7 separate regions of the Mus musculus genome follow, and regions 2, 3, 4, 5, 6 and 7 are each linked to region 1. The links are chromatin loops, found by intact Hi-C in ENCODE. Cell type or tissue: heart. All regions are shown on one strand. Each heading gives the region's core, and the rest is flanking DNA. Links, peaks and the distances in the headings are about the cores only.

Region 1 (4,519 bases), core at 249-4,248:
TAACCATGAAGATATCTGTAAGCACTGTTGGGACAACTCAGATGCTCAGGTGGGCTTAAATAGATGGTCTAGGAACACCTGTACTCTGGAACCCAAGCCCCTGGAGGAAAAGGAGGAGATTCTGTACTTAACAGCTTCAGAGCTATTGCATCTCTAGGCAGCCATTAGCGAGCTGCCATGCTGGGCGTCCCACACCCAGAAGGGGAAAGAATTCTCTTTGTTTCAGAAAGAGAAGAATTCTCTTTTCCTTTATCTTGGCTTACAAACATCTTCTAGAAAAAGACCATTTGAATCCTCGGGCAGGACCCAGTCCTAGCTCTCTTCTTTCTCCATGTGAGGAAGCAGGAATCTGAGATTGGCATCTCCTACTTTAGTAATGTTCTCCATGATGTTCTTGCCCACTGGACACAAAACAGGCACCTGCATGAGTTCCAAATCTCACCTTCAGAGCCTCCCTGCCTGACAGCTTTCCGTAGTCTCAGACTGGGAGGTGAGGAGGAGGCATGTCTAACTTCAGTGCTGAGTCACCAAGTTTTACTTCTAGTTCTAGAATAAGTGGCTTGGTAGAACAGCAGATGTTCTAAAGAGACTCGTGTGTTCCTCAATTTAACTATCAGATTACTGAAGCAGTGGATCTCAGTAGTGGGGAAAGAGACCTCTTGTCTCTTATAAAAGAGATCTCATACCGTTGTAACAAGTCAGACCACCTTACAGAGTGAGGCTAAACAGAGATCATAGTGAGTCAGTGGTGGGCAGAGTCACACCTTGACCCGGACTGCTTAGATGTGTGCATCCCCAGACCTCTATCCAAATCCTAATTTAACTTGAGGACCCTAAAAATAGACTGAAGGAGTCAATGGATCTCTTTGCCCCTAGTCCCAGTGTGGTCACATTGAGTTCATCTCCTTTTACTGCTTTCTGCTGCTGGTTTTGTGGTTTTAATTGCTTTTTCAAGGACTGCTGGGTAAATGTGACTTTTGAGGGGGTCTCAGAATCCAAGTTCAGTAGCACAAGTATTGTCTCAGTTGTAGCACAGAAATCCCTTAGGCCTTGGCAACCTTGCACATTTGGTTACCCTTGCTCTGGGGGGAGGGAGGGAGGGAGGGAGGGAGGGAGGGAGGGAGGGAGGGAGGGAGAGAGAGAGAGAGAGAGAGAGAGAGAGAGAGAGAGAGAGAACATTAAGTCAATCCAGTTTGGAAAAGAAAATAGAAGCTGTAAGTCAGCTACTAGGCTGTAAAAAAGCACCCTTATCTTGATAATTGCTCTCTGCTTATTTTTGTTACCCTGTAATCTAGTTCCTGGTTGTAAATCTTATGGAAGGAAAATGGACTGTTGGCTTGCTTAGGGCTGGGCAGGGTGTGCCATTTGGCAGTGCAAACTCAGGGCAGTTGGCTGAGAGAAGAAACTTCAAGCTAGGGTAGGTAAAGACTGCTTCAAGCAGGAGAGGGGCACATCCTAGTTCCAAGTAAAAGGAAGACCTGAGCACAGCAGAAGCTAGTTTGGCCCCTACGTGGCCTGAGAAAGGGAGGCCTCTTTCTAGATCACTTAGGGTACTTGGTGTCTCAGCCTCCCAGGCAAAGCTTCAGTCTCTAAAGACCTTCCTCCTCTCTCTGGCTGGATACTGAATTCCTTTCCCCAACAAGGCACTTTGGGGAATTAATTTCTTAATTTCTACACTATCCTGAAGGGGAGGGAACAAAGACAAAGGGGAAGTAATTAAGGTTAGTTCTTGGTTCTTTTCATGATATTTATTTTTTCTTCCTTCTTTGTCTTCGTTCTCTCCATTCCTTCCTTGCTCAGCCTCTACCATGTCTACTTCCCTTCTTTTCCAGAGCCCCACCATGGTCAAGCCTAAGAGCCACTACTGCCCTCTTGTGTTTCTGTGATGGAAGATCTCATTCCCAGGGCCATCTTCACGTGGGGAAAGAGACAAAGCGAGTCAGACAGTGGAGTATGCAAAAAACTGGGAATACAGTGCGACTTCAAATACTAAAATAGGGATAGCTGAAATCCAGATGGGGTGGCCTGATAGGCACTGGGGAAGCCAAACAGCATGGGCTCAGAGCGGGATTCCCTCTGATCTGTATTCAGTGAACTGGAGAGTGCTAATCCTAGCTCTGGTAAGCACTGAGGACAAGAGCCCTGTCGGGTATGCAGATATTTTAATGCCTAGCCCAGCACTGACTCTGCCTTGATTGAGACCTGATTAGAGTAACAAATACCCAGGAGGTGAGTAAAATACATCTCTGGGTGAGTCTGTCATGATGTTTCTAATGAACATTAACCAAGGGCAGAAGACCCCCTTTGAATATGGCTAATACAGTCTGAGAATTATTAGAGAGCGCCCAGAAAGGTTCAAGTGGGAAATCTAAAAGTTCCAAAAATATTTATTCTGAACTTAGGCCCCTTTGGAGAAAAAGGAGGGATAGTGGCAGGGGAAGAAAGCCTGTGAGTGTAGACATAGACTGGGTTCTCTATCCTCCTCTGCTGTTTATACCACCCCTTCCTGGCCATGACAGTGTGAGCTAGTTTCCTCTCCCAACTCTCTCTCTGCCAAATGGATGGAAACTTTGAAAATGTGAGCCAAATAAATATTTCCTCCTGTAAGTATATGCTCAGGCATTTTGTCAGTGAAACAGAAGTCTGATTATCTCAGAATTATACCACAGTTGCCTAGACTGGCATTGTGTATGTAGTATGTTTTCACCATGTGCTAGATCCAGTTTTAATATTCATTTTACTAGTAACATAACCTTATACCTTATGGGCATCTTTTACAGATGAAGACTGTAAAGCAGAGGGGTGGCTACTCATCCAGGCTGAGTGGCAGAGTCAGAATTCAAACCCAGCTTTTCTGGTGCATGCGCTCTCTCTCTGAGGACCCGTCAGCAAGTGGGTCTCCCAGGTTCAAGTTTCTGAATCTTGTCACAGTGTGAACATCTATCACATTTTGAAAGAGAAAGCTTTGGCAAACTAAGCAGAGTTTATGTGAGCAACACACACTTCACAAATCCTGCCATTTCAGAACCAGAAGATGTTCAGTGTCCACTGTCCAGGTGGACAGACAGAGTTTGCAGACAGACAGCAGCCGCTGCTGGTGTCTTAAGCAACACCTTTGATCTAGAAAAGAAAATGAGACATAATGATTTATACTTGACTACTCAAAATTCTCTGAATGCCTGTAAAATTATAATTACTTAGTGCTCCATTAAATAATTTGTGTATATGTGTGCGTGTGTGTGTACACGTGTGTGTGTGTACACGTGTGTGTGTGTACACGTGTGTGTGTGTGTGTGTGTAACTGGCTGAGTTTTAGCCAATAACAGGATCTAATTCTCAGCTGGTCACAAGCTCCAGCTCATCAGACCACACCCAAATATGGCAGGCACAGAGATGGAAAAAATCATTTCCTTATGTCATGTCCTCTCTCTAAAATTCTACTTGCCCATCATGGGGAATGGAGCACTGTGAAGCTGTTCTGTTTCCTAGAAGCATCAGAATTTATAATTTTTTCTTTGCTGAATAAACTGCTTAATTTGTCAACACCTTTATATAAAAAAATACAATGTATTACAATATACAACAATGTATTTGTCAGCTGTTATAAAAGGATAAATCTTCCACAAACATGTATGAATCTGGAGAACACGATGTTACACAGAATAGATTACATACAGGAAAGCAAATACTGCATCTTCTCAGTTGCATGCAAGAGCTGAACTTTTGCTCTCACAGAAACAGGGTATAGAATCAGCATTGCCATAATCTAGGAAGGGGGTTGGGGAGAGGAGAAGCAGAGATGGTGGTTACCATGTGCAGAGCTGCAACTGCGTTGGAGAAAGAGCCTCCAATGTTTTGAGTGCAATAATAAGCATGGCTGATGACAATTAATTATATATTCCAAAATATCTAAGAAAGGACGTTGTATGTTCCCCACCCTAAGCAATAATATGCTTCCAGGTTACCATGATCAAACCATCATGTGCCGTGTACAATTTGTGAATGTCAACTAAAACTTAAAAAATATTTTTTAATGTGTTAACAATATGATAAAAGGAAAAATTTTAAGAGTTTAAATATGTATTTATCATTTCCCTTCCTGAGGGCCAAGCCTTTACATTTGTCATCTCCTATATTATTTGTCTCAGAGAAAGAGGGACAAATGGGTGGCTGATTGGAATATTCCCCTGACTGGGTTGGTGGGACAACTCTACAGGTAAAAAAAAATGCTTCCAGAAAACATGACAATTTGGGCTGGACCCCTGGAACCCACATTGTGGAATGAGAGAACCAATTAATGCAATTGTCCCTGACCTCTACACACAGGCCATGACCTCCACGCCCTCAATATATATATACATATATATATGTGTGTGTGTGTGTGTGTGTATGTGTATATGTGTATATACACACACATACATATATATATATAAATACACACACACACACACACACACACACACACATATATATATATATATATATATATATATATATATATATATTCTCCCTCCTCATC
Region 2 (4,519 bases), core at 159-4,158, 270 kb before region 1:
GTATTCCTTGTCTCATGTGAATATCATTCAGTCTGATTCAGGACTCATCCCATGATTTCATTCGATTTAGTCTATGTCTCTAAGTATGCCCATATCCACATAGTTTTGAGATACACTAACCAACACAAAAGGCAGAGTAAGGATTCCTTGTTGGGAATTGAATACTGTTGGCAGGTAGGATGTCTCAGTGGGTAACTAAGCCTAGTGACTCGAGTTCAATCCTGAGTCCCACATGTCCGGAGAAAATCAACTGCTCTAAGTTGTCCTTTGGCTTCCACACATATGTTGTCATGTACGCATGATCCATACTTCAATAAATAAATGTAATAAAAGAGGAGTAGGAAAAGAATTGGTACTGGGACCCCTGCATATCCCTATGAAGCCCAGAGTGAGGATTCTCATGTTAGTCACAACTCTGTCCATACCCGTACTCTTTCCCTTCTCTAGCCTTTCATTGTAAATGGATTTGGAAGTAACTCAAAATCCTACTCTGGCTGACCTGCTGTAACTGAGTTGTAACAGATTTGAGAAGAAGCTTTTCAGAGACAGTCCTCTGCCTAGGGCTGTAGGCAGTGTAACCCTGGAAGGGCAAATAGAAATCTCCCATGGGGGCATTTTCTGTACACATAAGTTTAGTCTGCATGCCGATCAATGGCACTGTATTCTGCATGAAGCCATGGAGTGTGTGTAGGTGATGAGATGAGTAATGTAGTTCCAGTCTTTAGGGGTCTTCCCATGCTGTAGAGGTACAAGCTTCTAGCTACAGTGTGAAGCACCACACAGTAAGGACAGACGAAAGAAAAAGAGCATTACAAGGCAGACAAAATTAATCTGGTTAGAAAAACTCAAGACAGGCAGACCTGGAAATGTTCTTGAAAATCTTGCAACTATCTTATCTTTGTTGGGTCTTGCTCAGCTCTCAATAGAAGTTAGGAAGCTGCATAATGACAGGGAGAAAGAAACACTAAGAGGCCAGGTGGTGGTGGTGGTCCTTGCTTTTAATCCCAGCACTTGGTAAAGAGAGGCATGCCGAGCCAGCCTAGGGTACAGAGTGAATTCCAAGATAGCCAGTGCTACACAGAGAAACCCTGTCTCAATAAATCCAAGAAACACCGAGAGCATGGATAAGGGACAGTCAATTCATGAGAAATCTTGGAGCCCTTTGGTAGAAGGAGCCACAGTGTGGTCACCTGTCACCCTTCATCTAAAGAGGGATGGCTTCTAGGAGACTGAGATGCACATCAGCCCAACCAAGGAGCACTGCTTGCACTCAGTGTGATTGCTAAGGGACCTGTTCCGTATTTGCTAAGTTGGGGCAACTGCATGTTCACTGTGCACTATCACAATGCATTAATGAGGTTGTCTGCATCCTTGAACATCAGATGCCTCATCTGTAAAGCAGGGATGCTCGTTTGCCTCTTGGGTTCTGGCAAATACAGAGATGCGGCAGGTAATGGTGAGCAACACAATCTGCTTCCAAATCCAATACATGTTCACCAGAAGAAGAGGAGTCCTTGGGGTTCACTGAGGTGGGATGCCTCACTGGGGTTGCTCTCTTGTCTCCTTGTGCTTACAAAATTACTCATCTTCTTAGAAACAATAAATTAAAGGCAGACTTGGTAGTACATGCCTACGATTTCAGCACTTGAGAGATGGAAGGAATGTTTTCCTCTTTTGATTTCGAAGCTAGCCTGGGTACTGTTGGGTTTAAATGAGAACGGCTCCCATAGGTTCATATGCTTGAATGTCTGGTTGCCAGTTAGTGAATTGTTTGGATGGATTAGGCGGTATGGCCTTGTTGGAGGAACTGTGACACAAAGTGTGGGCTTCAAGGTTTCAAAAGCTCATGACAGGCCCAGTCTTATTCTCCCTCTCCTTCCTGCTTGTAAACAAAATGTAAGCTCTTAGCCACTGCTACAGCACCACGCCTTCCTGTCACCTTGCTTTCCTCCATGATAGTCATGGACTCAGCCTCTGCAAATGTAAGCAAGCCTCCAATTAAATGTGGTTTTTTTTTGTTTTTGTTTTTGTTTGTGTGTATGTGTGATAAAATGCCTGGGTCATGATGCCTTTTCACAATAGGACAGGACAAAAGACACTGTGCTACATGAGACCCTGACTCAGAAAACCAAACCAAACCAAACCAAGTCAATAAGCAAAACCAGATGTGAACACACCAAATGGTGTTGAAGATTCCTAGAGACAAAAGGGAAAGGGCTGAGACCCAGTGTTTATAAGTTAATTGTTATTAACTAATATTAGTTATTCACTAGTTATATAACTTAGATAGCTAAGACCAAGTTATTAGTCTTAACTCTGTCTCCTCTTTCAACACTCTCCACCTGCTGAGAAGGGAAGACATTAATAGCAGAGGAAATACATTAAGTGAGAAAGTGTGGAAGGAGTCCTGTAGGCATCACCCAGAGGTGACCTGCCTGACCTCTGGACCTTGATCATGGGTACCATTTTTCCTCCTCACCACTAGAGGGCACTCTGACTAGTGCAGCTAGACCTGGTGCAGACATTTTGATTCCCTTGGGTTTGATTGAGGTAAAGCTAAGGACAGAGAAGGTAATAAGAAGGAGTTGGCTAAAGCCAGCTCTGGACCTGGAGCAGGCACAGGATGCCAGGTCTATTTAGGCAAGGTGCAGGCTATAGATGACAGGGCCCTGCAGGGAATTTAGTTAGCTTTTGGGACTAACCAAGTTACTAGATTGAAATTGGGGTTTTGAAAAATGGAGTGGAACTGTAACCAGCTTGGAGTGAAGACATCCCAAAGGGACACTCTGTATCCCAATCTGACTATCAGACTACAGAACCAGCAGGCACCAAAGACATGAAAACCCTCCCAAGAATCTCATGCTGGGAGAAGGAAAAGGCGCCAGCCAGAGGTGGAGCTCCTCTCCTGGAAAGAGATTTCACACAACTGTAACAACTTGTCTGACTGCACTAGGGGATGAAACTGAAACCCTGGCAAAAGTGGGTCAGTGGTGGGTGGGACCACATTTTGATCAGGACTGCTTAGATGCCCATATCCTTGGTCTTCTAGTTAAGCTTTGCTCTCACTCGGGACCAGGAAGCTGTATCTGGCATGCACCTAGGTATTTCTGGATCTCTTTGTCTTTCTTCCCAATGGAACCACATTGAATAAATCTCCTTTTCCTGCCCTCCTCTTTTAATCTGGCTCTTTTAATTGGCTTATGAGGACAGGTGGCAGGGAACCTGACTTGGGGCGCAGGCTATGATCTCCAAGTTCAATAACAGATCCTCTTGGTTCTTTCATAAGTAGGATTGGTGGACAAATGAAGGCGAGAGATTGTGAACACCAGCAACCTGGCTGACGATGGGAAGGACAGATTAGGAAAGCAGTAGTTGCCACGTGGGTGAGCAGAAGTGGGGGCATCTGCAGAGAAGGAAGCTCTGACAGATTATGGGACTGAGAGACAATGGGATGAGAGAGAAGCTATACATTCCATATGAACATAGTAGGGAAACAGCTGATTCCTGCTACTGAAGGGGCTATCGAGAGTACTTAGACATCCAGACAGGAAGCCATAATGACCATACAGATTGTTTATAGTCAGACTGTGTTTTGTGTAAATCAAAGATGTTTAATTCAACCCATAACTGCCTTTGGTAAGCAATCCTAGATGTAGTTTCCATGAAAATGTTTTGAAGTACTCAAAATACTTTGCTATTTTTCTTCTTCTTTTCTTTCTTTCTCTTCTCTTCTCTTCTCTTCTCTTCTCTTCTCTTCTCTTCTCTTCTTTTCTTTTCTTTTCTTTTTGAGATGAGATAACATTGTCCTTAGATAGCTCTGGGTCTACAGAGATAAGAAAATAAGTCAAAGATAGAATCTTTCATTCAGAACTTTTTGCCAGAATAGTAGGTCTGTTAGAACTGGCTTTTAATAGTGGCCCAAATAACCAGTTTTGAAATGAACATTCCATTTAACATTCATTATGAATAAATAATCTTAGATACTTTCTAGAGCACGTATTCTCTATGGTAACCAGTGATACATTAGAAAGATGTGAACGGTAGACTGATTGGGAAGGAGGCTAACATGCTGTGGATGCCTCTTTGCCTTTGTGCTGACAGTGAAAGCTGTCCAGATGTAGCTTTCCACATTGATGTTTTTAAACAACTTGGTTGTAGTTTAACTGACAGTTTCTAAAACACACTTGTTTAAAGTGCAGAATGCTTTCTTGTTTATTAAATTGATTGGGCTGGCTGATGAGATGGCTCAGTGGGTAAAGGTGAGCCATCACTCAGGAGACAATACTGGCAGGAAGGAAACCAATATTCTTCAAGGGCTGACATCTGAGAAGATGGGACTATGCTACCTCAGAGTCACACCTTGGACACTCAGAGGTACAAAGAACTTTTATAGAAGGAAAGGATGAGTGTAGGACCAAGATCAGGAAGGCAGCATGCTATGCAATTTTGTCATACAGGGGAAGGTCCTGTCATCTAGAACCTGTGGCTTCCTTTTTCTCTTTCATGGTTGACCTTGACC
Region 3 (4,519 bases), core at 321-4,320, 110 kb before region 1:
GCAAGTTAGCCATTTTTACAATGTTGATCCTGCCAATCCATGAGCATGGGAGATCTTTCCATCTTCTGAGATCTTCTTTAGTTTCTTTCTTCAGAATTTTTTTTAAAGATTTATTTATTTATTTTATGTATGGGTGTATACTGTAGCTGTACAGATGGTTGTGAGCCTTCATGTGCTTGCTGGGGATTGAATGTTTAGGACTTCTGCTCCCTCCGGCCAACCCAGCTTGCTCTGGCCCAAAGATTTGTTTATTATTATACATAAGTACACAGTAGCTGACTTCAGATGCACCAGAAGCAGGTGTCAGATCTCATTATGGGTGGTTGTAAGTCAACATGTGGTTGCTGGGATTTGAACTCAGGACCTTCAGAAGAGCAGTCAGTGCTCTTACTCACTGAGCCATCTCTCTAGCCCCTGATAATTGCTTTTAAGTAATTTGTCAAAAGTGCATCTATTTTACCCATCCTAGAAGAGGAGTATGATTATCTGTCTTCAGTGATTCCTGGGCATCTCTGAATTTGTGCCCTTGAAGGAGTTGTTCTGAGGACTCAACAGCTGGATCCTGCTGTGCTACCTTACATCATGATTGACAATCCACAGAAGTCTGTTCCTGGTCTTTGCTCTTTCCTCTGGTTTGTTAGCCTGGAGGGGTGAAAGCTTTTTTACTCTGCCCCACAGGGACCATGATAAAACAAACCCTACTGCTTTACAACTCTCTACTGTCCTCTATCCACAATGAGGACACAAGTATAGTAATCTGATTTCATAGGAAAGGCCATAAATGGTTGGTTTGTGGCCCATGTCCCATGTACTTGGACAGTAAATTTTGTCTTGGCCAAGTCTTTTTTTTTTATTTAAAATTACATATATTTGAAGTGTGTGTGTGTGTGTGTGTGTGTGTGTGTGTGTGTGTGTAATTTAAAGGACACTTAGAGGGAATTGATTATCAGGTGTCAAACTCAGGTTATCAGACTTGACAGTACGTAGCCTTTATCTGCTGATTCATCCCATTGGTGCTTGTGGCTCAAAAGTTGTCATACTGGGTGATACCTTATGACGGCCTGGTATCTTAGTTGGTATTTAATCAGGAGGGACCTTTTGATCCTGTAGGCGCTTACTTCAGGACTGTCATGGTGGTCTTTTCATTATTATTTTAGCTTGTAGCCCCTGAGTCCATAACAGTGCTACCCAGGCATGTCCAGAAAGCACAAAGCATATCAGATGGACCAGAAATTCACATTCTTCTTGCTGTTTTTTGCATGTGTGTATGCATGTGTGTATGTTTATGTGCATGTGTGTGTGTATGCATGTGTGTGTGTGTGTGTGTGTGTGTGTGTGTGTGTACACTATCCGGCAACCTGTGTTTCATTCCTCTGGAGCCCTTCATCTTATTTTTAGATGAAGGCTTTCATTGGTCAGAGCTCACTAACTAGGATAGGCTGGCTGGCCAGTGAACTTTAGAATTCATCTGTGTATGTAGGTCAGAGCCTCTGCAGCCCTAGGATTACAAGTGCATATCACCTTAGACAGATAATTTTTGTTTGTTTATTTTGTTTCACTTTTACCTGGATTCTGGGGATAGAATTTAGGTCTTCATGGCAAGTTACTCACCATGTGCACTGTCTCCACAGCTGTCTTGTTAGTTTCTGAGAACTCTAGGACTTAGGATTCTATTGCCAAGGAAGATAGTGACTTAACAGGGTTCAAGAAAACTCAAACTTGAACAATTAATGAGGTCTTCACAAGACTTCTATGCTGGATTCTGCTGTGGAATATCATCCTCAAGAGTGATTTCTATGTGGCTAATTACCAAGAAACTAAACCAACTATTGTAAACACCCCACCCCAAAGAATTAACTTGTACAGAATATTCCAAAATTGTCCTTTTGACCTCTTAATTTCTTGTAAAAATGTACTATCCTCTGCTTTATCTACTGGGAGAATTGTTGCTATTTTAAATACTACTCAAATTTCCACATGAGCCAAGAACCATTGGTTAATGAAATATACAATCAGAGAACTCTTTATATAAACACTAGCGTTTGCCTACTGCACGACAATGACCACATTTCCTTCCCCTGACCTTCTACAAATCTTGGCACTGGTGCAACAGTCAGCTGTGAGTCACTCATTCAAAGGGAGGGTCCTCAGTGCTCTCCTGCTTCCTCTTGTTATGAGTTCCAACTTACAACCTGCCTGCTATTGTTCTCCCTTGGCTAGCGAATGCCCTTGTACTAGACCTCCCAACCACAGTGACTGTGACACCAGGAATCAGAGCCAAATAGTCCAAGAGGATCCAGACAGCTCTTGCCTTCCCTTGTGTCAAATCTGGCATTTCTCTGATTCTAAGATTTTCACACTAGTGCTAGAAAATTATTACTCTGACAAAGGAATCAGTGTCCTACTCTCTAGAAGACATGGCTGCTTATGGTTGGGATTTTGCAAAGGCTGTGCCTTTGTGCTGGCTAAAGACCATGTAATAATCTTCCTAGAAGGCCAAAGCATTAATATCTCCAGGTAGAACGAGTAGATCCCTGTGTTTTCTTTGACAAGAAGATATTCCCTGATATACTGGTGCATATTCTGTTGCAATAATAAAATATGCAAGGCTGGGTACTTTAATGAAGAAAAGAGGTTGATGTGTTCCAGCTCACAGGTTTAGAGGTGGAAACTTCACAACATGGTACGGGCTCTGATGAGTCCTCTCTTGGCTATATACCACCATGATGAATAGCATCTCAAGGGAAACACATGATAGACTGAGGAGAGGCATCATTATTACTCCTTTCTTTATATACTCTCATGAGAAAGATCTGGATTCACATGGAAACTACTGATTGCTATCAAAGGTCAGTAACCTATTAACCACACTCCCTCAAAATTTTCTTTCCAAAATGGCCATGGTGAGGTCAAACATTCCAACATTCACAATGGTCATATGCATTCATTAACAGGAACTAGGAAAAAAAGCACTTCTGAATTCTGTTTTCTAAAACATTTTATACCTATTAAAGTTTGATTTATATCATTATAAATGAACAGAGTGACTAATATGAAATATGATAGGCAGACCTTGGGCACCAACTCCACAGCCAGTCCCACAAGTCCCAGTGGAAGTTCCATTCCCAGGCACTCTAACACACCCAGGATCAAGGGATCACAGGAACCAAGGATCCCAGGAGTTTGGTCACAACAGGATCTCAGGATCCCAAAGGCAGCTTGACTCCCAGGAGCTCTGACACATCCAGAATCTCAGGGTCCCAGAACCCCAGAACTTCAAGACACAGAGAATTTGAGCTCTGACAAACCGGAATCATAGCGAGGACATGTGGCACTAGAGATAACCAGGTGGTGGGAGGTAAATGTAAAAATATAATCAACAGAAACCAAGGTTACTTGGCATCACCAGCATCCAATTCTCCTACCATAGCAATGGTCCTGAATACACCATCACACTGGAAAAGCAAGATTCAGATCTTAAATCACTTCTCATGATGATGATAGAGACTTTAAGAAAGGCATAAATAACTCTCTTAAAGAAACACAGGAGAACACAGGTAAATAGGTAGAAGGTCTAAAAGAGGAAACACAAAAATCCTTTAAAGATTTACAGGATAACACAATCAAACAGGTGAAAGAAATGAACAAAACTGTACAAGATCTAAACATGGAAATAGAAACAATGAAGAAATCATATAAGGAGGCAATCCTGGAGTTAGAAAACCTAAAAAAGACAGCCATGGATGCAAGCATCACCAACAGAATACAATAGATAGGAGAGAAAATCTCTGGGGCAGAAGATACCATAGAAAACATTGACAGAGCAGTCAAAGAAAATGCAAAATGCAAAAGGCTCCTAAGCCAAAACATCCAGGAAATCCAGGACACAATGAGAAGACCAAACCTAAGGATAATAGATATAGAAGAGAGTGAAGATTCCCAAATTAAAGGGCCAGTAAATATCTTCAACAAAATTAGAGAGAAAAACTTCCCTAACCTAAAGAAAGAGATGTCTGTAAACATACAAGAAGCCTACAGAACTCCAAATAGATTGGACCAGAAAAGAAATGCTTCCCGTCACATAATAATTAGAACACCAAAATGCACTAAACAAAGAAAGAATATTACAAGCAGTAAGGGAAAAAGGTCAAGTAACATATAAAGGCAGATGTATCAGAATTATACCAGACTTCTCACCAGAGAATATAAAAGCTAGAAGTTCTTGGGCAGATGTCATACAGACCCTAAGAGAACACAAATGCCAGTTCAGGCTACTATACCTTGCAAAACTCTCAATTGCCATAGACAGAGAAATCAAGATATTCCATGACAAAACCAAATTTACACAATATCTTTCAACAAATCTAGCTATACAAAGGATAATTGACTAAAAACACCAACACAAAGAGGAAATCTACTACCTGGAAAAAGCAAGAAAGTAATCTTTCAACAAACCCAAAAGAAAATACCGCATAAACAATTTCACCTCTCACAACAAAAATAACAGGAAGTAAAAATC
Region 4 (4,519 bases), core at 235-4,234, 260 kb before region 1:
GTGTGTCTTAGGAACTGCCCCATTGCAGCCTGCCCCAGTTAATTAACCTTCTCTGTGTGACAGCTTTACAAGACTGGACAGAAGGCAGAACACCCATGATGCTCTGTGAATTAAAATCCCAGCCAGTGGAAATGAATAGAGTTGGAGGTGTTAACCTTCTACATGCTGAATTCTTGCATTTCTCACTTCAAAGAATTGTCTAGAAAGCAACTGGGGGGGGGCAGTTTGAAACATTTTAGAATAATTACTGAATCCTGAAATTGCTTTCCTAAAAGCAATCTTGAGAGGCACTCATGCATAATAATATTTCTGGGCTAAGCTCTGCTGGTAAAATGTTGGGGTGTTATGAATCACCTTCTTTATTTCAAGTCCCTGACCAACATCTGAGTTGTTAATACCTTGCCTAGTTTCTCATTATTATTTTTTTCCAGAGTCCACAACATGGCTCAGTGAATAAGATGCCTGTCCTAGATTGCCTGATCCTAGATTGATGATCTGAGTGCAGTCTCATGGGGAAGGGGAGAACGGAGTCTTGAAAGTGCAACCTGTCCTCCATACCTATACTGTCACCGGTGTGCACCCCTCTCCCTAAATAAAATATAACTAAAAACTAGGAATTCCAGTTCTTAGGAAAATGAGGCAGGAGGAGTACCAGAATGGTCTGTGCTGCCTGATAAATTCCAGCTTAGCCTAGGCTACATGTATGAGACTCTGCCTCCAAAAGGCCTTTTTAATTTTTTTATTAAAAAAAATTATTTTTTTGAGACAGGGTTTTTCTATGTAGCCCTGATTGTCTAGAACTTGCTCTGTAGATCAAGCTGGCCTCGAACTTACAGAGATCCTTCTGCCTCTGCAGGAGGTCTGTACAACCTCCACTGGGCTAATCCCACCCCCACATTGATGGTGAAGTTAAAGATATTCTTGCAAAGTAACCTTAGGTTCCTAAGACATGCATGCAGAGCCTCTGTGGGTGCTGTAGAGGTGATAAGGGAACAATGGAGCAAGAGTCTGCCTGGTGACTGGAGGAAGCAGAGCTCCTACTGGGATCCAGAGACTGCAAGCTTTGTGGGTCTCCCGGATGCAGGTCCCCCCCCCGCCCCCCCCCCCGCGCCCCCGCCTCCCGATGTGTTAATAGCCTGATTGGAACACCAATTCACAAGTTGTACACGTGGGACAAAGCAAGTAGGACCAGCTGCCAACACGGATTCATTAGCTCATACAGAGCCATCATGGGTCTCAGGACTTCTGGAACAACAGCAGTTCTCAACCTGTGGGTCACAACCCCTTCAGGGGTCACAAAAGACCATTGGAAAACACAGATAGTTGCATTCTGATTTGTAACAGTAGCTAATGTTGCTATATGAAGTTAGCAACAAAAACAATTTTATGGCTGGGGGGGTCACCATAACATGAGCAACTGTGTTAAAGGGTCACGGTATTAGGAAGGTTGAGAACCACTGCTGTGTAAGAAGGAACATAGGACCCATGAAGGGAGCCCAGTACCTGAAGTCTAGAAGAAGCCATTTGCTCTGTGCATTAACAGAGCTCCTTTAGCTGAACCACAGAGATGAGGAGACATAACTCAGGTCAGTTTTCAGTTTCTTAATAGAATGGATCCCAAAAGGCCCCAGAACTCAGGCATGGTGCCCCAGACCAGCAGGGGACACCTATCTCCCCTTTTCTCCACTATATGTTAAGTGAAAAAGCAGGAAGAGACCTTATCTTTAGATTCTCCTGGGGTTACATGACATTAAAAGCATATCCCAAAGGTAAGGGCTTTGTTTCTGTTTAGGAGTACAGAGGATAAATCCAGATTCATGCACCCTAGGCAAGCAAGCACTTTACCTCTGAGCCTGAAGTTGGGTTTTAAGGTGGGCAATAGGGTAAACTTAGTAGACCCTCTAGGCTCCTTCCTGTTCACCTCTCCTGTGAGCTTCCTTTACACAGGAGGTTGAGGTGTGAGGTGTCCCTGTGGGGCTCTTTGGGAGCATATCCCGTTCCATGCTGACAGGTTCCTGCCCTTGTTGGGTTAGTGAACTTTCAGGGGCAGCCAAAAAGAACCCAGGGGAAAGGCAATAGCCTAGACTCCTCCCTCTCCCCTGTGGTCTTGAGTCCAGAGCCGCAGCTGGGTCACCACCTTGGCCAGTCCCAGTCGTTCTAGCCTGTGGTGCTCGGCCTCTAGGTCACACCTGATACCGTTCAGGTCCTCCTTCCGTGCTCGGTCCAGGTGCTCGCTGGTCTACGGTGGGTAGAGGGCGCGTCCCTGCTTCCCCACCCACACCAAGAGGTTGGCCACTGGGGACCGACCGACAGACAGACAGTCGGACGTGCCGGCCAAGCTGCCGGGTGGAGTGCGGGAGGGGGTGGAGCCGCCGGGGAGGGGCGGTCCGCGGAGCAGAGCTCACTCAGCCTCCCGCTCCCTTCAGTGCTTGGGTCTCTGGGGGTGACACCAAAAGCTTCCGCTCAGTGTCCGGTGCCTGGCGGCGGGTGTCCGATCGTGGAGGCGGAGGACAGCCGGGCAGGTGGAGGGCGCCGCCTGAAGCCAAAGGAGAGACGAGCAGGGCTGGGCTGCGGGAGGCGCTGCCGCCACTCTGCCCGCGCTGCCCCGCAACCTGCGGCGGGAGGAGCAGGCAGCAGCCGGCCCTCAGCGCTCGTCTAGCAGAGCGCAGCGGGCAGTGCGGACCCCCGGGATGCTTCCGACGTTGCTGCAGCCGCCGGCGGCGTAACAGAGCCGAGCCTGCTGCTGAGAGAGGTCAGTGAGTTTCGGTTTGTTTTCCTGTTCAGTGTGCTCCCAGGTCCCGGGTGCAGAGGGGACTCGCGTGGAAGGCTGTGCCTAGGAGAAAGCGGGAAAGGGCAACGGTAGCCTGAGATATAACTGGAGGTTCTTCCTGGACTATGATTGGGGTGGTTTGTTTGGTTAAAGGAGTGCGGAGCTGGAGAGGCGTCTCTCGAGGAGGTGGTCCCGGGAGTTGGGTTTTCCTCGGGCTTTGCTTTGAGTTGGGAGCGCGATGGGGTCATGGCAGCTGACTCTGGTTCCTCGGAGTCCTGGGATGCCCCCTGGAGCTCTGGTCCCGGGAGCTCGCCTCATGCACGCGCCGCACGCGCCCTTGAGGTGCGCGCACATCCCTGCCGTGCCCCCCCCCCCCCCCCAGCATTCTCAAGCCCTGGGTCGTCCCCTCCAGTCCTGTCCTGCCTTCCTACTCCCGATTCCTAGCTAGAAGTTGCCCCCAAGCCATTATTGGAAAAGGGGGCCGAATGGAGGGCCAGATTCTGGGGGTCTTTTGTGCGGACCCACGGGCCTGGGGCGCTTGCTTCTGGAAGGACAGCAGCAGGACAAAGCCGGCAGGACTTGTGGGGAGCTTCTCCACAGTGTTGGTTTGGGATCCCGCCTACCGTGGGGGTGTGGTGGGGGAGTGCTGCATAGATTTGGAAACAGTAGGGTAATTGACAAAACAGAGACAGTGACTTGAGGTGGTGGCCAGGCAACGAAAGGATACTCTCAGATGCATCCCTGATTGTGTGTGTGTGTGTGTGTGTGTGTGTGTGTGTGTGTTTGTCTGGGCAGGCGACTACATGCCCCGCATTGCTAGCTGTGTGGGCTTAACTCGTGTATTTTGCTAGCATTTTGCCTTAAAAAGATGATGGTATTCTCCATCCTGACTCCTATATTTCTGAGGCATTACGGTTGATGGTAGCCGCTTTACCGCGGGATAACTTGGGGGCGCGGCAGGGGGGGCGTAGACTGCAGAGGAGCCAGGAGGTGATTATTTATCCAGGAGAGCCTTAATGACCCTTCCCTGTTTTACCAGTCTTCTACCCCCCATTCTCATCCTCTCGGGACGCCTACTCGTGTTCCAGTGGTCTCGGAGGGTGCTTGGATTTCTGTCTGTGCTGGGAGTATCTAACTATTACTGCATGTATTTCACTGCAGGCTGAACAAAGCTGGGTCTCAATCGCGCTTCCTGCTTGTCAGCCTCTTGTCTCCCAAACGCTTACTGTTTCCACTTGATGTCAACACGCAGAAGGGGGTGAAAGGGACGCGTGACAGATTCAGGTAACCCCAATGATCTGGGTAACTGCCTGGGTGTCTCTGGGTCATTTGGGCCCACAGCGCTGACACAGGGCTGCCTGGGTGTTTCTGCTTTCACAGCATTTGTATTTGTGAGGGAGTAGGGGCCACCCAAGCAAGCAAAAAAAGTCTGTCCTACCTTTGGGACTTCACTCGAATGTCTTGTTCCACCAACATTGCAAATGACTTCATCCTTTCCTTTTGGAGAGGTCACTGGGAGCCACTTATATTGGACCTGTATTAGTTCCACTGGATGGTGTGAATTTTGATGCTGTCAGTACACAGACAGTTGTACATAAATATGGGTTTGGATAAGACAGTGTTTTGTGTAAAGTGGAGATGTCTTCTAATTAAAGATATTGTGGGAAAGTTAATAATCATAAAGCTCATAAGATATTTGACCAGTGCTCAGTTCGGGCATTGGTCACATGCAGTGGCCTTCTGAGGAAG
Region 5 (4,519 bases), core at 124-4,123, 540 kb before region 1:
GAGGCTCTGAGTTAGATTTCCAAAGCCTATGTTAGAAAAACGAAAAAAAAGCTGGTTGTGGTGGTTTATATTGTACTCTCAGCATTGTGGAGTTGCAGACAGGGATGTGCTAACCAGGTATTTTTCAGAGTTCTTCCAGTGAGAGACCTTGTCTCAAAGAAAAAAAGACAAAAGAAGGCATCCTAGATTGACCTCTGTGCCTCACCTCTATGCCACCTTCCTTCCTCAATAAACAAAACTTTTTATACAGCAATGGGAAAAAATATCACCTTAATAAAATGGAAAATTATGCCTAAAAATTCATCAAAAGAGAATGCATAGGTGGTTGTTATGAAAATATTGACTTCATATTTGTTGAGCATTTATTTACTAGTTTTTAAATATTTTGTGATTTTACATATATTAAAATAGGTTATTCCCTTACTCTATGAAGCAGTTCCTATTATTTTCCCATTAAAATGAGGCACAACAAAATGACTTCTTAGATTTCTAACCCTAATTCTAATCTGAAACCAGACAGACTGTCTCCATAGTTTCTTGTACTCTTAACTACTTTGTAGTGTGGTTTTGTACTACATATACTCAAACTGTACCGAATGGTTTACTTTTGACAGTGTATTCTGAGATAATATGCAGAGAAATTATTATTGTATTTATCAATAGGAGGTAGGTTAGATAAGAATCACGTTGTTTATCATGAGCCAGTTAATGGCAGGTAAGGAGGAAAGTGTGGTGAGTGCATCGGCACCTATATGAGGATGTTTGTAAGCTGAGTGAAAACAGTAAACATAGGACTTTGGAACATTATGTAACTAATCTTAAAAGTGTGCATGCAGTAATTCTGTGACTGCAGACAAAGAGCAAGAAATATGCATGCTTATTAGTTAATAGTGTCATGAGGATATTAGCTAGCATTGTAGTAAAAATTTATTAGCTTAGTATTTAATTATATGAAATTAGAAGATACAGGAATCAGGAGTAATATTAAATTGAAAATTATTTTTCTGTTATTTGAGAAGTTATGTGTGACATAAAATAAATTACAATTTAAAATAATCTTTATTTTTTATGCCTTAAAACTTTTTTCTTGCCTTGAGGTATTTTGAAGAAGGTATTTGAGAGCAGTGACTATATGTATTAGTCTGGCATTTAGTGTTCAGTATATCTCCTGCCTCCGCACTCCCCTCCCCCAGAAGATCACTAGTATCTGAATGCAATAGATGCTTTTATTTTTTAGTTATTAAATCCAATAAATATTTTACATCCATATCATCTGCTTCTTTTTAGTGACTTTTGTATACATAGAATGTCAGTATTGTCTTATAAGCTGAATAAAAGAAATGTTGGCACATAAACAGAAAGGATGAGGGAAAGTTGTGGTGATGTGTCTTTTAGTGAAATGACCCAGTCTCTTGTCCAAACCATTGGCTGAGGATATCTTTCCTTTGTATTCTCTTTTTGCCCGGAGAAATTGTTCACCAGTATGTTTTTCTTGGAAGTGAATTCATCTTTTCACCTGAGCATCTCATAATCTATGAAGAATTGATGAACAGAAATAATTTCTGAGATAATGGAATAGCAGAGGTTTTTAAAATAGGAAAAATAAGATTGCTGATGTTGTCCTGTGTGTGTGTGTTTTTTAAGAGTCCCATTAGTTCCTTTTTTTGTTGTTGTTTTTTTTTTGTTTTGTTTTTGTTTTTGTTTTTGTTTTTGAGACAGGGTTTCTCTTTATAGCCCTGGCTGTCCTGGAACTCACTTTGTAGACCAGGCTGGCCTTGAACTCAGAAATTCGCCTGCCTCTGCCTCCCAAGTGCTGGGATTAAAGGCGTGTGCCACCACGCCCGGCCTTAGTTCTTATTGTAATTGTATATTCTGTTTTATCCTAAATAACTAGTTTCCTGTTTCGTTTCAAATACGTCTGAAAAAAAAGAATAAAAGTTACAAAATATTCCTTTTGACAAATAGAAATAAACCAAAGGCTAAATGCTGTAAATGCTGTTGTAAATGCTGTTGGTATGCTAAGACATAACCAGCAGGTGGCACTACATGATTAAAAGAAATTTGAAATGCTCAACTCACTGCCCTGAAAGGAGGAAAGACATTGTATTTCCAAAGTGCTCAGTTTTTCTAGGCATGGTGGTGCAGGTCTGTGATCCAGCTAAGAGAACGAATGGGAAGCTTGTTACTAGTCCAAGGTCAGCCTGGCACACATAGCTAAAATAGTCAAAACAAAATTTGAAGAAAAAATAATGCCATGCAATAAGAAAGAAGACTTAGGGTTCTCTTAAGATGCTATTGGGGCAGTAGAAGCAGGCAGGAGCTATGCACCTGACACAGGAGAACAATCAGTTAGAATATCTCTTCTCTTTGAAACTTATTATGTAAGAAGTAAGTACTTAAAATGTAAATTTTTATTTAGACAACCCAATATATTTTCCTCTTAACTTAATCACTTCCTTTTCATATATTTGTTTCCTTGAAAGCATATGGAAGTACACAGATGGAAGTGCCCTCACTTAGATCACATGCATACACTGGGTTGGAGAGGAGCCTTTCTTTGTGTCACCAATTTGATTTCCTGATCATTTACAAGGCACACAATCTTTTCATTAAACTGACGTCAGTTTTTAAAAACAGCTTTCGGGCTGGTGAGATGGCTTAGTGGGTAAGAGCACCCGACTGCTCTTCTGAAGGTCCTGAGTTCAAATCCCAGCAACCACATGGTGGCTCACAGCCATCCGTAATGAGATCTGACTCCCTCTTCTGGAGTGTCTGAAGACAGCTACAACTCACATATAATAAAAAAATTAAAAACAGCTTTCATAAGTTACATATGTGCTTGGGAAATGATTCATTCTTACAGACATGAGTGACTGCGTGATTCTGCACCATTGGTCATGTTAAAGAAAGAAACTTGGCCCACAAATAACTCTTGCCCTTGTTTCTGCTTTTAGTTTCATGAGATGCTATCCTGTAGTGGTGAGTTTTGCTACTCCACTTTATGCTCCCAGCAGGTCACACTTCCAGCAACCCACCCAGCTCTTTGGATCCACAAACAAAAGACATACACATATTAGCTTATTTTTGAAATGCCTTGCCTACTCTAAGGCTTGGCAGTTCTAATCCTCCCTCGGCTACCATACTTTTCCCTCAGGTACTCCAAGCTCAACATCTTCTAAGTCTACCTTTAACTTTGCTGCCCTATTACCATCTGTGAAGCCCGCTGGTCTTTGCTGGCCAACATGCTTCTGGGCAGCCCTTCTGGAGGCTGCTTTCCCTTTGCTCCTACACTTCAGATGATCTTCCCTCTGCAGCTCGAAGTCTTATCCATCTCTCTTCCCCAAGTCATGGCAATTTTGCTTCTCCTCCCTCCTGCATCCTAACCCTTGCAAATCTAAGGGTCCCTCCCCATCTCCTTTTTAGCATTTTTATTGATCGATTAAAAACCAATTAGGGACAAGGACTATAAGTGTTTGGAAATGTAGATTTCTAGTTGAATCAAAGCATTAAAACTAATCTCCAACACTTTTCCCTCTGTCTAGCTAGATATTCTAGAAAGGAATAAATGGCTGTTATAAAATATTAGACCATGGCTAAGTGAAAATTTTTTGTAATAAAATTTTGAATAACATGTAAAACTCCTTGCCCTCCAAATACTCGTTCACCCTGAAGAATGAACAACATTGATGATAATTCTAAAATGCACTTTACTTTACAGTGTTTCAATAGTTATGAAATAAAAAAGGATAGTAACACTTTTAGGGGACTATGTGGACTGTTTAGAATACCCATTTCTGTCTTCTCATAAGCATAACATGTTATTATATGTTCTTTTGTTGATGATGGTCTCTTTTGAGACGGGGTCTTGCTTTGTAGCCCTGTCTTAAAACTTACTATGTAGACCAGGCTAGCTTTGACAATCATTGATTCTTTTAAAATGATGTTTTCATTAAAAGATGTAGTCAGTAAAGAAATTTTCCTTTAAGATGACTATGTGGAAAGGTTGTTAGTTTCTTCTTGGTATGCAGCAGGGGAAATAGATAAGAGAAAGGCCTGGCCTGGCCTGGCCTTGCCTTTCGAGCTCCTGAGTTTTGGCACAAGAGGATAGTGTTGCATACTATCATAACAGGTCTTTTTTTTTTTTTTTTTTTAAAGGTTTATTTATTTTATGTATGTGAGTACACTGTTGCTGTCTTCAGGCACACCAGAAGAGGGCATTGGATTCCATTACAGATGGTTGTGAGCCACCATGTGGTTGCTGGGATTTGAACTCAGGAACTTCAGAAGAGCAGTCAGTGCACTTAAACCGCTGAGCCATCTCTCCAGCCCAGAGTTGTGTTTCTTTGAATGCAATTTTTGTGTATCTGGCAAAAAAATGCCCTTCAGCAAATTTGCATAATTAAAAAAAATCTTTACATGCTTTATCTTGACATCAGTGTACATTACACTGTCCTTTAGAAAAACAAACAAGCATAATGTTCTTTGCCTCAGAAATGGGGATAGGGGTGGGATAACTCCT
Region 6 (4,519 bases), core at 337-4,336, 100 kb after region 1:
AATAGAGGAAGGAGAAGAAACAGAGGACATGGGTACAGAAAAACAAAATCATAAAATCATTAAAAAAAAGTCACAGAAGAAAATTTCTCTAAGGTTAAAGAAGGATACAGAACACCAAATAAATTGAATCAGAAAATAAATTCCTTGGCCTGGAGAGATGGCTCAGCAGTTAAGAGCATGGACTGCTCTTCCAGAAGCCCTGATGGACAAATCCCTATCTAAACTAACTGAAGGACTCAGAAAAGAGCTAAATTAATAAAATTAGAGATGAAATGAGAGACATAAAACAGACACTAAAAGCAATGCAGAGAACTACAGCAATGGACCTAAAAAACCTGTACTTGAACAAATTGGAAAATTTTAAAGAAACATAATTTTTTGTTTGTTTTTGTTTTTCTTTTTCGAGACAGGGTTTCTCTGTGCAGACCTGGCTGACCTGGAGCTCACTTTGTAGACCATGCTGGCCTCGAACTCAGAAATTTGCCTGCCTCTGCCTTTCAAGTGTTGGGATTAAAGGTGTATGCCACCACACCCGGCCATAATTTTCTTGACTTGTACCACGTACCAAAGTTAAACCAAGATCTGATAAGAAGTTTAAACAGAACTGTAACCATTATTGAAATAAAAATAATATCTAAAAACCTACAAACTACAAAAAGCCCAAAGCCAGGTGATTTTAGTGTAAAATTCTACAAGACTTTCCAAAAAGAGCTAAGGTCAATACTCCTCAAATTATTGCACAAAATGGACACAGAAGAAACGATACCTAATTAGTTTTACAAGGCCATAGTTACCCTGACCTCAAACCACATAAAGACCAAAGAATTACAGATCAATTTCTCTTATGAACATAGATGCAAAACTTCTCAGTAAAATACTTGCAAACTGAGTCCAAACACATATCAAAATGATCATCCACCACAGCTGAGCTGGCTTTCAGGGGTGGTTCAGCATACGCGTAAATCAATGGTATGCACCATATGTACAAACCTGAAAGACGAAAGCGATATGACCATCTCATTAGATTTAGAAAAGGCCTCTGACAAAGATCAACACCCCTTCATGATAAAAAGTCCTGGACTGATTAGGGATACAAGAGTCATACTTTATAATAAAGGTGATTTGCAGCTCTCTCATAGCCCACATAAAAATAAATGGAAAGAAACTCAAAGCAATTCCACTAAAATCAGGGACAACACAAAAGTGTTCTGTTTCTACATACCTACTCAAGATAGTCTTAACTTGAGCAATAAGATAACTGAAAGAGATTACGAGTATATAAATTAGAATGGAAGAAGTCACAGTATCTTTGTTTGCAAACGATATGATTTTACACACACACACACACACACACACACACACCTAAGAATTCCACCACGAAACTTCTACAGCTGAGAAGCCCTTTCAGCAATGTAGCTGGATATAAAATTAACTCACAAAAATTCGTAGCCTTTCTATACATAGATGACAAACGGACTGAGAAAGAAATCAAAGAAACTGCACATTTCACAGAAGGCTTATGTAATATAAAATATTTTCTGGGTAACTGTAACCAAACAAGTAAAAGACTTGTATGATAAATATATTAAGTTACTGAAGAAAGAAACTGAAGAAGACAGCAGAAGATGGAAAGATCTCCTGTGCTCACGGATAGAGTTAATATAGTAAAAATGGCCATCTGACCAAAAGCAATCTATAGATTCCGTACAATCACCATCAAAATTCCAACATAATTTCTTCACAGATCTTAGTGGCTACACAGAGCCTCTGCCCTTATGTGCTAAATGCCATTTGTATAGAAGGTGCTCTGTGTGATACCAAAGGAAAAAAGTAAACACCAACTCTTCACTCTACAATTTATGTCCTTCCTGCTAGATATGCTAGTGCAATGGTGGCACAAAACTTGTAGAAATAATCCTCCAATATCTTATGTAACCTAAGACCTACTCCATGAGAGGGAGCCCAAACCTAACAGTGACTAAGTGACTAAGAACCGGAGACTAGATAGATAACCCAGTGACCTACGGTAAAACCAAACGCTACTGTTCTATTAAAAGAACGTAGCAGTAAAACATATCCTAAAGATGTTCTGCTCTACTCATAGGTCAGTGCCTTGCCTCAGCCATCATTAGTGAAGCTGCTTCCTGCAGCAGATGTGAACCAATACAGAGACCCATTGTCAGGCAATATGCAGAGAGTGAGAGACCTTGGAATACTTAGCTCTAAATGGGATTTACCAAATTCCTCTTCACAGGCCTGGAGGAACTTGGAAGAAGAGTAGGCAGAAAGTGTAAGAGCCACAGGGGATGGAGGACATCAAGAAAACAAGCCCGTCTAAATCAATACTACCAAAGTTCATATGCACTCACAGAGACAGAGGGAGGACGCACGCACGCACGCACGCACGCACGCACGCACGCACGCACGCACGCACGCACAGGGCCTGCATGGGATCCCACCCATTAGTTAAGAGTCCTAATGCTGAAAGAAGTGGATATAAGCCTCCATCTCCAACCCAGAAGCAATCTGCAACTGTTAACCAATGACAAATGAAAATTTTATTTTCTGCAAGGCAGTCTCCCTGGGGAAACAATCTATTCTCATGCGTAGGTCACATGCCCAGCAGGACACGGCCAAGAGAAAACGAACTTAACAGCATCTATGAAGGTTCTTTGTCTTACAAGGTCATGTCAAGGCGTTTTCCTTTTTGAAAAAATATTCTCTTTTAAATTTTATTTTCTATTTTGTCTCTCTGTGTGAACATCTGTCTGTCTGTCTTTCTGTCTGTCTATTTGTCTGATATTACCTCCTGACCACTTGAGTTTAAATTATGGCTTCCATTTTGTGTTTTTAATGGGTAATCTGGGTGTGGGAATAGGCCTGTCTTTATGTATATATCTGTTTTTTTCCTGCCTTTTCTTGGGTTCTGTTCCTCTTGTTTGTTTTATTGTATTCCAATTTTTTATCTTATTATATTTTATTATTATTTCCTAAAGCTCATTTTCTACTGTGAGACAGAAAAAGTGGATCTGGATGAGATGGGAGTTGGGGGAAGAACTGAGAGGAGTAGATGGGAGGGGAAATATAGTCAAAATGTATTATATGCAAAAAATTCTATTTTTAATGAACTACACCACCCGCAACCCATCCAAGTCCCTGCATGTGTGCTGGAGAGAAAACTGATGGGTGTGTGGGATTAGGAAGTGCATAGAACTAGTCATCTCTTGAAAATGAAAGATTGATACCTGTCTTATTTTTTAGATACAATGTTATAAATAATGAGCATTAAGTTATGCTTTAAAAATCAGGTTTTGGGATTATAGGTTCAGGTGAAGAAAGTCCAGGTTCTGAGAAAAAAGCATCAGTGCTGGGAAGGCTTGCTCTGAATGTTCTCTAGGTTCTGTGGACAAGCCACAAGGTTTTCTAGGAGCTGGGTACATGAACCCACCCCCACCACAGTAAATATTGCCCAGATGAACATGTCTAATTGCCCACCTTTGTGTGTGTGTGTACAAGTCAACTGCAGCATAAATGTTAGAATTGTGTGATCTGGGTTGTGCGCTCTTAGAAGTAAGTGGGCATGTGTGACACACCTGGGACACCTCAGCTTCTGGGAACTTCTTATTCTGTGAGTTTTTGTTTTTGTTTTTGTTTTTGTTTTTGTTTTTTTTTTTTTTAAATAAAGGTCTTGGTTTACAAACTAAGTTATCTCTTTAAATCAGTCTCTCTGTAGTGATGGCTCTTTGTGAGATGGCTCATCGTGATTCCACGATAAATCTTACAGCATTCTTCAAAGATAGAGGTAAGGATAGCCAACCTAGAAATTTCTCCCCAAAGCAGAGCAGATGAGAAAAACAGCTTTCCTTGTTCTGCACCCAAGGTCTCCTATTGCCACCTTATGGACACTTTAGGAATTGCAGGTGGATTTTACTTGGTATAGGTAGCCTGGAAGGTTATTTATATTCCTTAATTGTAACGTAAGACAGAACACTCAAAATACAATGAAAGCTTACATCATGTTTTAAAATGTATTTTGAGAAGTGTATTCCGAATGCCTATTTAGAAAGTCAGTGCAATGCTGATATTTTCAGCAATGGATTTCTTTATCTGGTGTGGCGCTCAGTCACTTGGTGTTTAGGTTAACTAGAGATCAAGGGAGCATGAGGATTATAATTTAAATTCCTAGTGCTTTATATTCTTCCCTGTAGAAAGTTACTGAAATTTTGTCTTCTCTCTTATTATTTATTTATTTATTGAGATGTGGTCTCATCATGCAGCCAAGGGTTTCTAGACTGGTCTAGAACTTGTTCTGTAGGCCAGGATGGCCTCAAGCTTGAGGTAGTCCTCCTGCCTCATCCTGTTAATGCTGGAGTTGCAGTGTATCGACACAGATGCTGTGAGGTTTCACATATATAGAATAATAGTGTTGTCTCTTGCATCTGCTTTTCTCTAAGGAAGATGAATGTGGAACAGGTTTAACTCAGTAGCAGCGTGGAGGTGAGATGCTCACGTAGATGTT
Region 7 (4,519 bases), core at 354-4,353, 350 kb before region 1:
TGAAAACAAACAAACAAACAAATAAAACAAAAACCAGAAACAGCCAGGATGGTGGTACACCTTTTGTGGTGACTGTCTTTAAGTGAGACTCCTTTGAAGGTGGTTATCAATTAGAGATACCTTCTGAATTATAGATAAGGGTTTGTATCCTCTCCTTTCTCAGCTCTGAGAGAGCCCATTTGTCCCTGTAATTGGAAAAACAAAATTACAGAGATCCACAACTGTACAATGTGCAGAGGGTGTGAGATCTTTAAGCAAGCAGGCTGTGTGCATGCTACCAGTCTCTGAGGGAGTTCATGGTGTGTCAGTCCTGTTGTGCCTTGAAGGCCTCATCTCCTTTGTGTCTTCTGTCTCCACTGGCTTTTACAGTCCTTTGACCTGTCTTCTACAGAGTCCCCTGAGCCCTAGTGGAAGGAATTTGACAGAGACATCCACTTAGGACTGAGTGTTTCAAGGTCGCTCACTCTCTGCACATTGTCTAGCCGTGTGTCTCTGTATTTGTTTCCATGTACTGCAGGAAAAAGCTTCTCTGATGATGAGAATAGCAGAGTGCTGTCAGGAGTAGCAGAACAGTAGTTTTCATTTTTTTTTTTTCCAAGATTCCTGAGGAATCACTGTGGGACTCAGGGTCCTGCAGTGTTAGAAATGGGATCCATGTCATGATGTAGAGGCCTTTAATCAATCCAATCTTGGTTGGTAACTCCCACAAGATTTGAACATTATTATGGCCGTGACTGTGCATCTTGCGGACAGGTTACAATGGTAGACTGAAGTATTTGGAGCTGGATTGGTGCTTATCGTTTTCCTTTTGTAGCATGCAGAGTACCTTTCTTCCTGTTCCATTAACACTAGTCAGTAGGGGTCAAGGGTTTAGGTAGGCACCAACTTGACTTCTCTGTGTTCAATGAGTTACTTAGATGTTGTCTTCAGTAGTTTACGTTGATAAATTTCTAGAGACCAAACAATGGCCTTAGCAGTAATGTGGGTTGTTTGGGGTTTCCACTGAGGTGTGTGGCCAAAAATTCAATTAGAGATAACTAAAAACCGGTACTGGAGGTTATATTTGGTGCTGAGAGATGTTTAGTTGGGGCTTTGTCTCTCATTATTTGATGATTCTGTTTAGATTTCTTTCATATATGTAAGCATTAGACCCCTCAAATGACCCTTAGTTTTAGCTGTCCCTTCTTGTATTCCTTCCTTCACCTGCCACTTTCTTCCTCTCTCCTATTTGACCCTCCCATTTCAAACCCCCCCCCCCCCAATCCATAGCTATCTGTTCTATTTCTCCTTCCTGGGGCAATCCTGTCTTCCCTATAGTCCCTTACCCTGTAAGTGACCCCAGTGGTGATATTTATTATAGACTGCCTATCAAAGACTTAACGCTAACTTCCACATGTAAGTGAATACATATCTTGTCTTTTTGGATCTGGGTTATCTCACTCAGAATGAGTTTTTCTATTTTCATCCATTTATCTGTGAACTCATGATTTCATTTATTTAAGAGCTAAGTAATATCCCATTGTGTAAATATAGCACATTTCTTTGTTCATTCATCCGTTGACCAATATCTAGCCTGTTTCCAATTTCTGGCAATTATAAATAGAACAGGAGTGAACACGGTTTGACCACGTGGCTCTGTAGTAGGATGTGACGTACTTTGGGTATGTGCCCAAGAGTGGTATAGTTGGATCTTGAGGTACATCTGTTCCAAGCTTCCTAAGGAATTGCCACACTGATTTCCATAGTGGTTGTTCAAGTCTGCACTCTCACCAACAATAAATGAATGTCGTTCCTGTTTCCCACATCCTTGTCAGCATGAGCTGTCATTTGTTTTATTGGTGTAAGATGAAATTTCAGAGTATTTTTAATTTGTATTTCTCCAATTACAGATTACTTTCAAGGGACATAGGGGAATGCAAGTGTGAAAACATGGTTCAGTGACTGGCAAGGGATATATGGAACCCTCCCTCACTCCTAGCTGAGAACTGTCAGTTATGGGTGTTGTGGGAGGAAGGAAGAATGAGTTTTCTTTGGTGGTATGCCCTTGTAGTTTGTCTGTGCTTCAGTAGGTGGCTCTACTGTACACATGAATATAGCATTAATAGCATTCAGTGAATTATGAACAAAATTTTGAAAGTGTGACGTGGGGGAAGCTGATAAAGTTGAAGGTGGGTAGAGTAGAGGGTAAATGTGATCAAAATACATTGTATACATCCATGAAATTCTCTAAAAATAAACAAAGTGTTAAAAATACCATGAAAACTCTAAACAAAAGTACCTGGGATAGCTATGTGAACATATAGAGTGAATCTTATAGCAAAAAAAGTCATTAAAAAGAGAAAGAAACTTCAGTGGGCAAGGACTACTTACTTCCATGATATGATAGTTCTAAAGTTGTATGTACCTATCAATGTACCATAGAATCCAGGTGGAGGTGCATATCTGTAATCTCAGTACTTGGGAGGCAGAGGCAGGGGAGCAGAAATTCAAGATCACCCTTGGCTACATAGTGAGTTGGAGGGCAGCCTCAGCTATGTGAGACTGTTTCAAAACCAAAACAAAGCAAACAGTTCAACTGACATAATCCCTAACGACAGTTTGTTGCACTTATACCCACAGATGAGGGCAGTCTTCACCCATTGTTAAGGAAACTTATCTTTGCCACGAAGAGAGACCAACACACAAATGCACAACCAACCAAAATGCAGAGTTGTAGAGCCCAGTCCTAGTGAATACATCTACAAAACACTCTCCAATATAAAGCACCCAGGGAACGTTACGGAAATGGTGGTGGTAGTGATTGTAAGAAGTAGAGGGTCAGAGACTCTGTGAGACTGTCTCTTAGTAACATCAGAGGCTACACCTATAACATCTCACAAATATGACTGTCCAAATATGAGCTGAACAAGGAGAAGACCAGCAAACATGCCACACTGCACAAGGAAAAGCCCTAGAGGCCTCAACCCTATACAAAGAATTGCCCAAAACTGAGGGAAGCTGGGAGAGGGAGAAACAAGGGCTTTCCCATGAGAGAGCACGCCAATTGGTTGTTTGGAAACTCTGAAAACATACATGCAAGTAACATTATATGGATTTTAGAGGTTCTGTTGGGGAATATATATATATAATGACCGGTGTTGTCATTACTGGAGGCTTGTTTAAGCATTTAGCTTCCCTGTTATTTGTGGGAAACAACCTCAAAGCAGACTTCTGAGTTCCCTGGCTCTTAAAATCTTTCTTCCTTCTCTTCCTTGATCTACCCTCTTTTGTAAATGTATCAATAGGGGTTCAGCCCCCTTGTGGTCTCTCAACTTCATTTTCATCAGTTGCAGATTTCTGTAATGGTCTCTGTCCAAAAAGGAAACTTTGCTTCAGCGTGAGAGCTACACTAAGTATGATTATTTACATAGAAGCAAAAATAATATGACAAAATTTCAATTCACAATTTAAAAACTTTTTGTTTAGGAAAAAAAAAAAAACCACATCTCAAATATCCATGTGTTGTGCCTCGGCTTCCCTTTCTTGTCCTCAAATTGGTGCGGGCTAACGGGAATCTTGTCTTGGTTTCCATTCTCCCTTCAGCTGACTCTTTCTCAGTATCAGCCCTAGGCCTGAGAGAGTCAAGCTGGTGGGGAGGAGATGCTGGACATACTCACAAGGGCCATTGTCACGTGCTTGCTTTCTAGAACATTTCTCATTTACCTTCTTGTTTTTGTCCCTTGCTTTGTCTTGTACTTTGTTTGGAAGGGGCTGCATCTTAGCTTCTGTGGCTGTAGGTGGAATCAATGTCTTTAAGGCAAGCTGCTTCGAAAGACACCACCCCTGTTTTGGAGCAACAGACCCCTGTCTCTGATTTTGGACTTTCTTTTCCTTCAAACTTAAATCTCCCACCAGAGCTAGGTCAGGGACAAAATGGCCGCATTTAATATGCAGATGCTGCAGGTCATCCCTCTAATGGTAGCTATCCCACCAGGAAAACCCTTCTGAGCTCCATTAAACGATTTGGCTCAGCTCCCTCTCACTATGTGTGATTACTTTGGTACTTCCAAGGGGTCCTTAATGAAAACACTCACCCTTGCTAACAAAGAGGCCAACACAGTTGATCATTTTGGCAGATGTTATGGGCCCACTTTTAAAGTTCAAATACCCCTGGCGAAAGGAGTGCCCTTAGGTGAACATATACACAAATCTTGAAGAGTGCAGCGATCGGAAAGAGCAAGCTCTTCATTTTCTGGTCACTGATTCTCAAATGTGAGTGTCTAGCAGAATTACCCACAGGACTTGCTAAGGCTCAATTAAACCTGGGCCCCTCCCCAGTGCTTCTGATTTAGTAGGTGCTAAGGACTGAATTATTTAAATTCATATTGAAGCACTAACTCCCAATGTGCTATGTTTTGGGGGTAGGGCTGGAGGGAGCTAGTTAAGATGAAATCAGATGATGTGGATGGAACCTCCATCCCTCAACCCCCACCCCAGAAGGCACAGAGGAACAGTTTTTAAGGTGAGAAAACAGCCTGAC

The links. Hi-C counts contacts between places; a loop is a spot of excess contacts. Peaks named below come from ENCODE experiments on the same cell type or tissue, not always from the same donor. Only the 100,000 strongest peaks of a DNase experiment are listed, where the experiment ranks them.
Region 2: a loop joins it to region 1, with 6 times the contacts of the local background. A loop is called at or near these places in 14 of 42 quality-filtered maps.
Region 3: a loop joins it to region 1, with 2.2 times the contacts of the local background. A loop is called at or near these places in 3 of 42 quality-filtered maps.
Region 4: it touches region 1 in a loop (4-fold over the local background); 14 of 42 quality-filtered maps call a loop at or near these places.
Region 5: it touches region 1 in a loop (10-fold over the local background); 18 of 42 quality-filtered maps call a loop at or near these places.
Region 6: a loop joins it to region 1, with 4 times the contacts of the local background. A loop is called at or near these places in 4 of 42 quality-filtered maps.
Region 7: a loop joins it to region 1, with 5 times the contacts of the local background. A loop is called at or near these places in 6 of 42 quality-filtered maps.

What each region holds. Positions count from the first base shown.
Region 1 is chr1:105,090,054-105,094,572 of GRCm38, reverse strand. No RefSeq gene overlaps it. Among named protein-coding and RNA genes, the nearest start is that of Gm29012, 24 kb to the left of the region's middle. In heart, for the core only: a CTCF peak has its summit at 1,873 (motif pointing left); no DNase peak of the experiment used is centred there; H3K27ac peaks cover 475 bases.
Region 2 is chr1:105,360,893-105,365,411 of GRCm38, reverse strand. Gm17634 (predicted gene, 17634) reads right to left here. Exons shown (of 2, transcript NR_151540.1): 2 at 3,675-3,823. Among named protein-coding and RNA genes, the nearest start is that of Rnf152, 6.4 kb to the right of the region's middle. In heart, for the core only: a CTCF peak has its summit at 2,479 (motif pointing right); no DNase peak of the experiment used is centred there.
Region 3 is chr1:105,197,119-105,201,637 of GRCm38, reverse strand. No RefSeq gene overlaps it. Among named protein-coding and RNA genes, the nearest start is that of Gm41925, 76 kb to the right of the region's middle. In heart, for the core only: no CTCF peak of the experiment used is centred there; a DNase peak (open chromatin) is centred at 2,167.
Region 4 is chr1:105,354,576-105,359,094 of GRCm38, reverse strand. Rnf152 (ring finger protein 152) reads left to right here and starts at 2,385. Exons shown (of 3, transcript NM_178779.4): 1 at 2,385-2,752; 2 at 3,932-4,054. It overlaps Gm17634 (predicted gene, 17634), which reads right to left and starts at 3,088. Exons shown (of 2, transcript NR_151540.1): 1 at 2,190-3,088. In heart, for the core only: a CTCF peak has its summit at 2,529; DNase peaks (open chromatin) are centred at 2,394, 2,784, 2,984 and 3,384; H3K4me3 peaks cover 2,269 bases; H3K27ac peaks cover 1,273 bases; H3K27me3 peaks cover 823 bases.
Region 5 is chr1:105,628,237-105,632,755 of GRCm38, reverse strand. The region is part of intron 14 of Pign (phosphatidylinositol glycan anchor biosynthesis, class N); the gene reads left to right. Among named protein-coding and RNA genes, the nearest start is that of Pign, 33 kb to the left of the region's middle. In heart, for the core only: a CTCF peak has its summit at 2,024 (motif pointing right); no DNase peak of the experiment used is centred there.
Region 6 is chr1:104,985,795-104,990,313 of GRCm38, reverse strand. The region is part of intron 11 of Cdh20 (cadherin 20); the gene reads right to left. Among named protein-coding and RNA genes, the nearest start is that of Gm29012, 130 kb to the left of the region's middle. In heart, for the core only: no CTCF peak of the experiment used is centred there; no DNase peak of the experiment used is centred there.
Region 7 is chr1:105,443,946-105,448,464 of GRCm38, reverse strand. No RefSeq gene overlaps it. Among named protein-coding and RNA genes, the nearest start is that of Gm28403, 12 kb to the right of the region's middle. In heart, for the core only: a CTCF peak has its summit at 2,052; no DNase peak of the experiment used is centred there.